Regions from separate parts of the Homo sapiens genome. Here regions 1 and 3 are each linked to region 2. Evidence: chromatin contacts called from ENCODE Hi-C or POLR2A ChIA-PET data. All regions are on one chromosome and are shown on one strand. The core of a region is the stretch at or near the end of the contact, and the rest is flanking DNA. Distances in the headings are between cores, read along the strand shown. Region 1 overlaps TNIK (TRAF2 and NCK interacting kinase). Region 2 holds the start of SKIL (SKI like proto-oncogene). Region 3 overlaps TNIK (TRAF2 and NCK interacting kinase).

Region 1 (2,700 bases), core at 190-2,689, 900 kb before region 2:
ACTCTTCTGTCCTGAGTGAGCATTCAGTTTATTTTGATCCCTGGCCTCAAACTCAAATACCCTACTGCAGTCAAAAAGAAACTCCCAAGTCAGAATGGGGATGGTCAGAATTCATCCATTCCTGCCAGTGGTAATAAATGGCTTCTCTTTTGGGTCAGTAGGAAGTAAATTGGATGACTCCTCAGCTAGTCACCCTTTGTAAAGTTCTTTCTGACCTTGAAGCTTAGAGGAAATTGGCTGGAGGGCAAAACAGTATTTCCTAAAGTGTTTATGAAGTAGCTCCCCATGATTCTTCATGGCCAGCACTCTGTCCTTTGTATCTGTGGCTTTGTTTTTTAGTGTTCATGAAGTATTGGAGAAAAGAGTTCCCCAGGCATCTCGTTTGGTTAAGAAGATTGCATCTCCCCATTGGGACATCCTGGCTATTTCCCAGCAAAATGCTCTGCCTCCCTCGACTGTACCACATAAGCTAATTAACCTCTTTATCGATTCTCTTTCTCCTTATTTTAATTTCAGCTGGTATTTCTCTAGGCCCTGGGCCTTGGGAATTGTAGACTCATTTGTTGAACTTCTGGCAGTGTGAAAATTTCTAATAGTTTGCTTTCTGTTCCCATGCATAGTGAAGTAGGCATCAAAGAAAATAATTGATGAAAAAAAACAAGGCTTGGAAAAACCCCGAAACAACAGCCATGCTCAAAAGAGGGAAGAGGACCATTGGGTACTTATTTTTTTTTTCCTTGTTGGGAGCTGTTTTCCTTCTTTTCCCTCTGTGTGGCAAAGTAGTAAATGGTCGTCTTATTAGCTGCTCAGAATACTTTATTCTATAATTCTATATGTTTCTGTGGTTCTATACAACTGCCTTCCTTTGAGTTCCTCCTGGAGAACTAGACCCCTTCCCCCATCACCACTAAGCCATACCCACAATCAATATAAATCCAAGGAGATGGGATGAATTTCAAAACCATAGAGGGCCTAGAAAGTAGAGAAACTGTTGTGGCATTTACGGCTCTTCAATGTCCTTCCAAACAGAAGAATGTTTCTGAAACACTGAGCAGCAGCCACACCTGGGGTCTCTAAAGGCACTCCAGGATATGAACCATGACACCTGATAATGTGCAACAAAATGAGCTTTGTTCTTTTGGGCCTGTGGCACAAAACATTCCTTTGCCCGTGTTCAGGCACCTCAGCTTGAATTCATTTTGTTTACTGACTAATCAGACAACTTTGTATTTATTCTCTGCTGCTTTTGAAGAGGTGGTATAGTGGATAAGTACTTAGGCTACCTTTTTTGGAAATTTGCCTCTGCAAGATGCTTTAAAATCTGTTGATGAGCAGGTGATGTCTAGGTAGTGAATAGAAAAATCGCTTTAGCTTATATCCGGAGTTTGCAAAACAGGAAACTTTCAAAATGATTTGTAGTTTGATTCTGAAACCATCTTAGCTCTAGCTAAGATGGTTGTAACCAGACAGCATTTGTCACCCAGGGAGCTTTAGAAAAATCTACTGTTTCCTCATGGGGAGTAGAGGGATAGATTTTCAAGAATCTTTTTGGTTCATTTGAATGTGGGATTTTCCATAACCTAAAGTAATGATTAATAGTTTCTCTGCTCATATCAGGTTTTGTTGGCCAGATGTTTCTTTCAAGAACTTCAATCCTTTATTGTCTAAATTGAATCAGCATCAGATAAAACATATTGCAACCTCAAAGTCCATTGCAATCCAGCAAAATAAGATGTGGTTATGAACCAAAATTAGAGGAAGAGGCTAGGATGGCACTGAAAATTCTAAGTGATTTTCAGATATGTTAAAAATGGCTTTCTCAAAATTTTGAATCTTTGGAAAAGCCATATGATTAATCTACATGCTAAATCCCTTTTTATTTTACTTCTCAGAACACAATTCCCAAAGCCATTACCATACTCCAAATTATAACGTTTATCTTGCTTATTCAAAAACTGTGAAAAATCAGATCATATTTTCTGAAAATAGCTTTTCTGTACTTATATTTTGCATATCACTTCTGATTATGAAATTGAATTAAAGGAACGAGTCGCTATTGTGTTATCTGCCCACAGATTATTGCAAAATGATAGATAAATGCTGTACTACTAGGATTTCCATTTAGCCCTTATATGTTAGCTGTAAAGGGAGGGATAGACACATGTATCTGTATTAGTAGTTGGGAGTCTTCATCCAGTAATGGAAATTGGATCAGTAATGATCATTGTTTTCTGCCCCAAAGAGAGGCTTATAGGATTATTAATATGAATACTACAAAACATCTGGGTGATGCTTGTATCTAACAGTTTATCTTGGTGATGTATATCCAGAAACTGAATTTACAGTTGCAGGCAGGAAATCTGGGTTTATATTTGAGACTCTGCTTTATATGGGGAAGGGTGAGCAAATATTAAAACTCTAAAAACTGCATTCTCCACTGCTCTAGGTAAAGCCTAAAATTCTGTAAATTAGTTGATCATTCCTTCATCTTGTAGCAGCCTGATAGAGGAAGAGTGTGGTGTGGTCTTTGGGGTCCGAAGAATTTGGAGAATGGTCCTTAAGAAAATCAAATTATCTTTTTAAGACTATTTGGGGTTTTATTCTGTAAAATGTCTTTAGTAATAGACACGCTACATTAAGATCAATATAAATGAGGTATGGAAGGTCTTTGTTCTGTTGTTCCACAAGTACTGGAAGTTA
Region 2 (2,700 bases), core at 25-2,524:
CTACCATATGTAACTAAGTTACAATTTTAAGTGGATTAATTCAGCTAGTCCGTGTACACTATTTTTCTGGAATGACTGCAGGCAAAAATTAACTTTCTCTTAAAAAAAGGTTAGCGATTTTACTTAATGGAAGCCAAAAGCTATAGACTCCACGCCTGGGAATCTCCATCCTTCAACAAGACTAATCCGGGACAAAAAGCACAAGGCAGACAAACCTCACAAAGAATGCAAATGGAGGAAGAGGGAAAAAGAAAAGACTCTTTTTCCACTTCCTTCTTGAGAGAAAAGCCAAAAGAAATCCAATAAATAGAAATTTTTGCTTCCCAAACTCTCAGCACTTTACCTTAAAACAGACCCAAAGGATTAAGGACCAATGCCACCAACCATCGTACAGACTTTCGTCCACCACAGGAACACACCTTACTCAACACAGGCCAAGGAAGAGAGCAAGAGGCATGACCTAGAATGGGGGAGCCCCTAAAACCCTGAAGTCCTCCGCCCACTCAAAGCCACCCACCTATCTCTAACCCGGAGAGAGGGAGAACAAGGGACACGGGAAGCCTGGGGGTGGGTGTGCAAGGGGGTGGAGGGAAGTAAAGGGAGGAGTCCCCCCACCCCCACCGGCGAGCCTGGGATAACCCCAAGTGCCCTCCCAACACCGCCCCCCCGCGGGGGCCGCGGGAAGGACTGTGGAAATCCACCCCCCCGCGCACCCTCTCCCTGGGAAGTTCTCGGGTGTCACCTCAGCGCCCCTAATGCTGCACCTCCCCGCGCCAGCCCCGGGCCAGAACGAAGAGGACACCAGGGCAGTTTAGGCGCCGGGCGCGGATCCCTGCGCCGCCGGGGGCTGACGGACCGGGTCGAGACCAGGGCATCCCCGCGGAGCGCTGCTGGACTGGGGGAGGGGGGCGGTGACGGGCGTCCGGGTCTCCGGGGTCCCCGCGGCTCCCGTCAACTACAGCGCCCTGCCCTGCCGGCGCCCACCGCCTGGGGCCAACGAAGCGTGATCAGCCGTGGAACACCCGCCTAGCGACCCCCTCTGGCCCCGACCCCACCCGGGACCCGCGCATCCAAACCCCCTACTCGGGCCTCGGTGCCCGGGTAAGCTCGACGAGCTTTGTGAATTCCCCACCGCCCCTGTCGCCGCCGTCGGGCTCCTAGGAGGGTGAGCGCCTCTGGCCTCCCGCCGCCTCCGCCGCGTCGCCGCCGTAAGCCGGAGCCGCACCTGTGCCCGCCGCCGCCGCCGTCGCCGCTCGCCCGCTCCCTTCGGCTGTGCCGGCGCGGCTCCGAACCCCACACACATCGCTACACACAGCCCTCTGACGTCACCGAGTCCTCGGCCCGCCCACGTCACTGCGGAGACACACAGCTTCCCGCAGACGCCGCCGCCGTCTCCGGCCGCCCGGGGGAGAGCGAGGGCGGCGGGGAGGGGGAGGGGAAGGGAACGGAGCCAGCGGCGGCGCCGCGCGCGCGGGCCCGCCGGCGTCGTCGCCGCCGCCGCCACTTCGCGGCTCCCGGCCCCCTCGTGGACGCGCGTGCCGTCTGGCCTATTGTGGCTCCTCAGAGCGCCCCCCTGGCCCCGTCGTCTCGCGCGCGTGCCCCTCCCCCCAGGCGCGCGCCCGGCGCTTCTGGCCCCGCGCGCCGTCTGGGAAGCTGGCGCGCGGCGCTGTCTGCGGTGCACCCGGCGCAGACAGGATGTTCCCTCCCCACCCCACCCTCACCGCCGCCCTCCCTCCTTCCTTCCTCTAGTCGCCCAGCCGGCTGTCTGGGGCCACCGCCCCGCCCCCGCCCCACCCGCCGCTCTGTGGTGATGGGCCAGACGCGGGGGCGCCCTGGCCGCTCGGACGCCGCGCAGCGGGGAAGAGGGGGCAGGGCAGCCGCGCGGTGCACTGTGCGCGACCCCAGCAGCCGGCAGGGCGGAGGCAGTGCCCGCCCGGCAGAGTGCCGCCGCCCGAGGTCAGGCACGGGCGACCCTCCCCCTGCGGGGCCGCAGCTGGGCCGCCCCGCCCCGGAGGCAGCCGGGCGGCGGCCGCCCTGCAGGGCCCCCGGGGCCGGCTCTGCTCCCCGCCCCCGCGGGACCTCCCTCCTGGGCTGCCCCTCGCCCCCGCGGGGCCTCCTGCCCGAGGGCCGCCCAGCCAGCTGCCGGCGCTCCGCCCCGCCCCGGCGGCCCCGGCCTCGCCCGGGCGGCCTCCACCCAGACGCCTTCCCCTGGCTGACCTCCATCCGCCATCGGGCCGGGCGGGAGGGGTGGCCAAAGTTCCGGCAAAACCGAGAGCAAACATTTCTGTCCCTACTCCCCAGCCTCCTGCCTCCACCCCACCAGGCTGCTCTCTCGGTTCCAGAAGGGAGCTATAAATTAAAGGTTTTTACAGTGTTTACTGAGGGTGTTTTTTTGTGTGTGTGTTTTTTTGGAGAGGGACGAGACGAGGTAGGGAAGATAGGACTCAAGAGCTTTCCGGCTGTGACCCTCTGAGGCGTGTAGGGTGGTCTTCCTGGTTCCCAGGGTAGCCGATTAGCATATTGAACTCTGCAGAGCTGCTCCGTCACATTTCGAAACACCAAGAAATCCCCTTTTCTCCACCCCACCACAAGATCAGGAACTGAAATAGTCCACCGAGTAGCAGTGCACAAAATTCAGGAGACTCGAGCTTTGTCCCTTTTTTCCCCCCCATTTTCGTCCAATTTCTTCTAGTTTTACTG
Region 3 (2,700 bases), core at 136-2,635, 930 kb before region 2:
GGCAAAGTCTTGGCATCTGCTCAGAATAAATTTTCTGCTTCCTTTCTGTCTTTTAGTCAGCGCACGCTTTCTCTGAGTTCTCCCCCTTACTCCTTCCCTGCTTTAGTAATCTACAGGAAACCAGACCTTACTAATTTGAGTGCTTGCTCTTAGAATTACTTATTACTGTATTAATACATATTTGCTAGAGTTTGTGGAGGATTTGTATTGCTCTAGGTGCTAATAAAAATGTGTAAAAGACAGGCCCCTTAAATAATGTGCAATTTTGAGGGAAACAACAAAGGCAAAAGGATTTCTTTGGGACTGGCTATTTGCAATAAATTGCTCATTTGATTTTATTTTTTATTTTTTTTTTAGCATGCAGGAGGTTTATTAAGAAATGCAATGACGGCAGGATTGGCCAGAGAGAGAAGTCAAGACATGATGCATTCTCAATGGAATGCCTCAGCTGACCATGTGGGGAGTTCTAAAGACGGACTGATGATTCAGAGTGCCCCATGTTGATTTATCAGTAATTTGTTTTGAGCTGCCCTGGAAAGCGGGTGTGAAGTTGGTTGAGAAGGCCCCAGATTTCTCATTTTAAAATGCTGCATGTGAGAGGACATTTTTCACAAAGAACTACTAAATTAAAAAATTGGGGAATAGAACCCTACTATGAACGGAGTGTGTTTCTTCTATTCAGGCACATATTTTTGCCTAATATCCAGATGCTGTTTCCAAAGCTATTTTTTCATGAAATTGTGTTGCTCTAGAATGCTCAATGGTTCTCAAATTTTAGTGTGCATCAGAATCTTAACAATGAGGGGCTAAGACACAAATTCCTGCCCTCCTCCCTGCCGCCCCCCTCCAGAGTTTCAGATTCATAGGTCTCGGTTGGGTCTGAGAATTTGCATTCCCAAGCAAGTTAACAGGTGATGCTGATGTTTCTCAGGGGATAACGGGCAAATGGTGAAACCCAGAAAGTTTTGTTTCTAGATATGAGATCCCATTGTCTTTGCCAATGAAGCTGTGCTGTAACTCCATCTTAACAAGTAACCCCAAATTATACCCACCTGAAAGACCTTTGTGGGTTGTGGAAAACCTGGAAGATGGCTGAGAGACAGTACCCTCGAAGTAGTTCTGAGGAGATTGTTCTGCTTGTATTCCCATGCAGCGCCATCACTGCCTGACTTCCTTATGTGTGTCTGATTTGAGGCAGTTCTCTAGGAACCAGTTCCTGGTGCTGCAGTGCCACTGGCAGCTTCCCAGGGCTTCCAGAACCCTAGTGGCATGGTGGGAACTCCTGTTCCTCACCCGACCTCTCCACAGCCCTGGACCTGTAAGGTTTCTTCCAGGCTACATGGAATTAGATTTCCACTTTTCCTTGGTTCACAGGGGGCAGGAGCCAGGTTGGAACGGCTGCCAAGGAGACTGTCTTTTTTCAGAGCCCTTAACTGGCAGTCAGCAAGACCGAACTCCTCTGCTCCTTGGTGAATGGTGATGCTGATTATTTGGAAGCTTTAGCACCAAAGTTTGAAATTCCCCTAAGTGAATGGTTTTGGCGATCCCCTTCCTTTAGTTATACTATTGGCTTTCTCTCATGTTCATTTAGGTTGCCAAATCTTCTGTATAATCCTCATCCCCCATCAAAAGAGAAAAAAGAAAAAAGAAAAAGAGTAGTTCTATTTTTGTGGAAAAAGAGGAAAGAATCCAGGAAACATTTCAGAGAACTGTATGTTTTCTTAGTTCCTTCTCTCCAGACACGAAATCCAAGGAGTATTTGGTCAGTTGCTAACATTACATGAGGGGCTTTTTTTTTTTTTTAAAGTAGGTATAAAATTTAACTTCTCTGCCCACCTCCTGACAAGAAACTGTGGAAAATATCCAGTTTACACAATTTGAATAAAATTATTCCTTGATAAAGGTCACGTTTTCTTATTCATAAGAATCTTCACAGGAAGATAGCATGGAAAGGGACTAATAGGTGCCCAGGTTCCACTCTGATTGTGCAGAGAATATAAGGCGGGCCCAGGCTGTAAGGAGCCCTCCTACATCATTCTGCTGGTAGAATTAACAGCAGCAATTGCCCAGGTCTGTTGTAAGATTAGGATTCTGCCCACCCTCTGGAGCTGCCACCATTCTGCCTTCTCTTTCTTAGAGTTTTGTATTCTAAGTTTTTACTTTGAATCTTGAGAATAGAAAATAGTTTTCAGTCTCTTGAGATTTTACATAGTTTGTCCATGAGCTTCAGAAATGAGTTCAGTGTAACTGCTTAGATACCTCGATTTATCTTTTTCAGTTTCATTTGTTATTTTTAAAATGCTTTAAGATACGATTAAGAGGCCGGGCGTGGTGGCTCATGCCTGTAATCCCAGCACTTTGGGAGGCCGAGGCAGGTGGATCACCTAAGGCCAGGAGTTCGGGACCAGCCTGGCCAACATGGCGAAACCCCGTCTTTACTAAAAATACAAAAAAATTAGCTGGGCGTGGTGTCAGGCACCCATAATTGCAGCTACTCAGGAGGCTGAGGCAGGAGAAGTGCTTGAACCCAGGAGTTGGAGGTTGCAGTGAGCTGAGATCGCGCCATTGTACTCCAGCCTGGGCAACAAGAGCGAAACTCCATCTCAAAAAAAAAAAAAAAAACAAAAAACCATTAAGAGAATCTGCAGATAGTTCCTTTGGCAGAAATGTTGGTTAAAAAAAATCTTCTGGCTGTGCACC

What was found. Hi-C counts contacts between places; a loop is a spot of excess contacts on that map. ChIA-PET counts read pairs that join two places held with the same protein, here RNA polymerase II (POLR2A). Pooled maps may share reads with other maps.
Region 1: a pooled map shows a loop between it and region 2 (5-fold over the local background). The contact joins the enhancer-like site here to the promoter of SKIL in region 2. A Hi-C loop is called at or near these places in 5 of 37 single-sample maps with no recorded cell type and 9 of 50 pooled maps. POLR2A ChIA-PET finds 5 or more read pairs at or near these places in 2 of 52 experiments (Panc1 and T-cell).
Region 3: a pooled map shows a loop between it and region 2 (5-fold over the local background). The contact joins the enhancer-like site here to the promoter of SKIL in region 2. A Hi-C loop is called at or near these places in 4 of 37 single-sample maps with no recorded cell type and 8 of 50 pooled maps.

What each region holds. Positions count from the first base shown.
Region 1 is chr3:171,254,135-171,256,834 of GRCh38, reverse strand. The region is part of intron 2 of TNIK (TRAF2 and NCK interacting kinase); the gene reads left to right. Among named protein-coding and RNA genes, the nearest start is that of MIR569, 150 kb to the right of the region's middle. RefSeq lists an enhancer at 998-1,047. Within about 2 kb of position 1,439, at least 6 of the 41 ENCODE cell types and tissues checked have a DNase peak (open chromatin) inside an H3K27ac peak, as active enhancers do.
Region 2 is chr3:170,356,289-170,358,988 of GRCh38, reverse strand. It overlaps SKIL (SKI like proto-oncogene), which reads right to left and starts at 1,274. Exons shown (of 7, transcript NM_005414.5): 1 at 1,226-1,274. RefSeq lists silencers at 692-761, 852-981, 1,032-1,261, 1,422-2,321 and an enhancer at 2,602-2,700.
Region 3 is chr3:171,282,264-171,284,963 of GRCh38, reverse strand. All of the region lies in intron 2 of TNIK (TRAF2 and NCK interacting kinase), which reads left to right. Among named protein-coding and RNA genes, the nearest start is that of TNIK, 180 kb to the left of the region's middle. Within about 2 kb of position 1,385, at least 13 of the 41 ENCODE cell types and tissues checked have a DNase peak (open chromatin) inside an H3K27ac peak, as active enhancers do.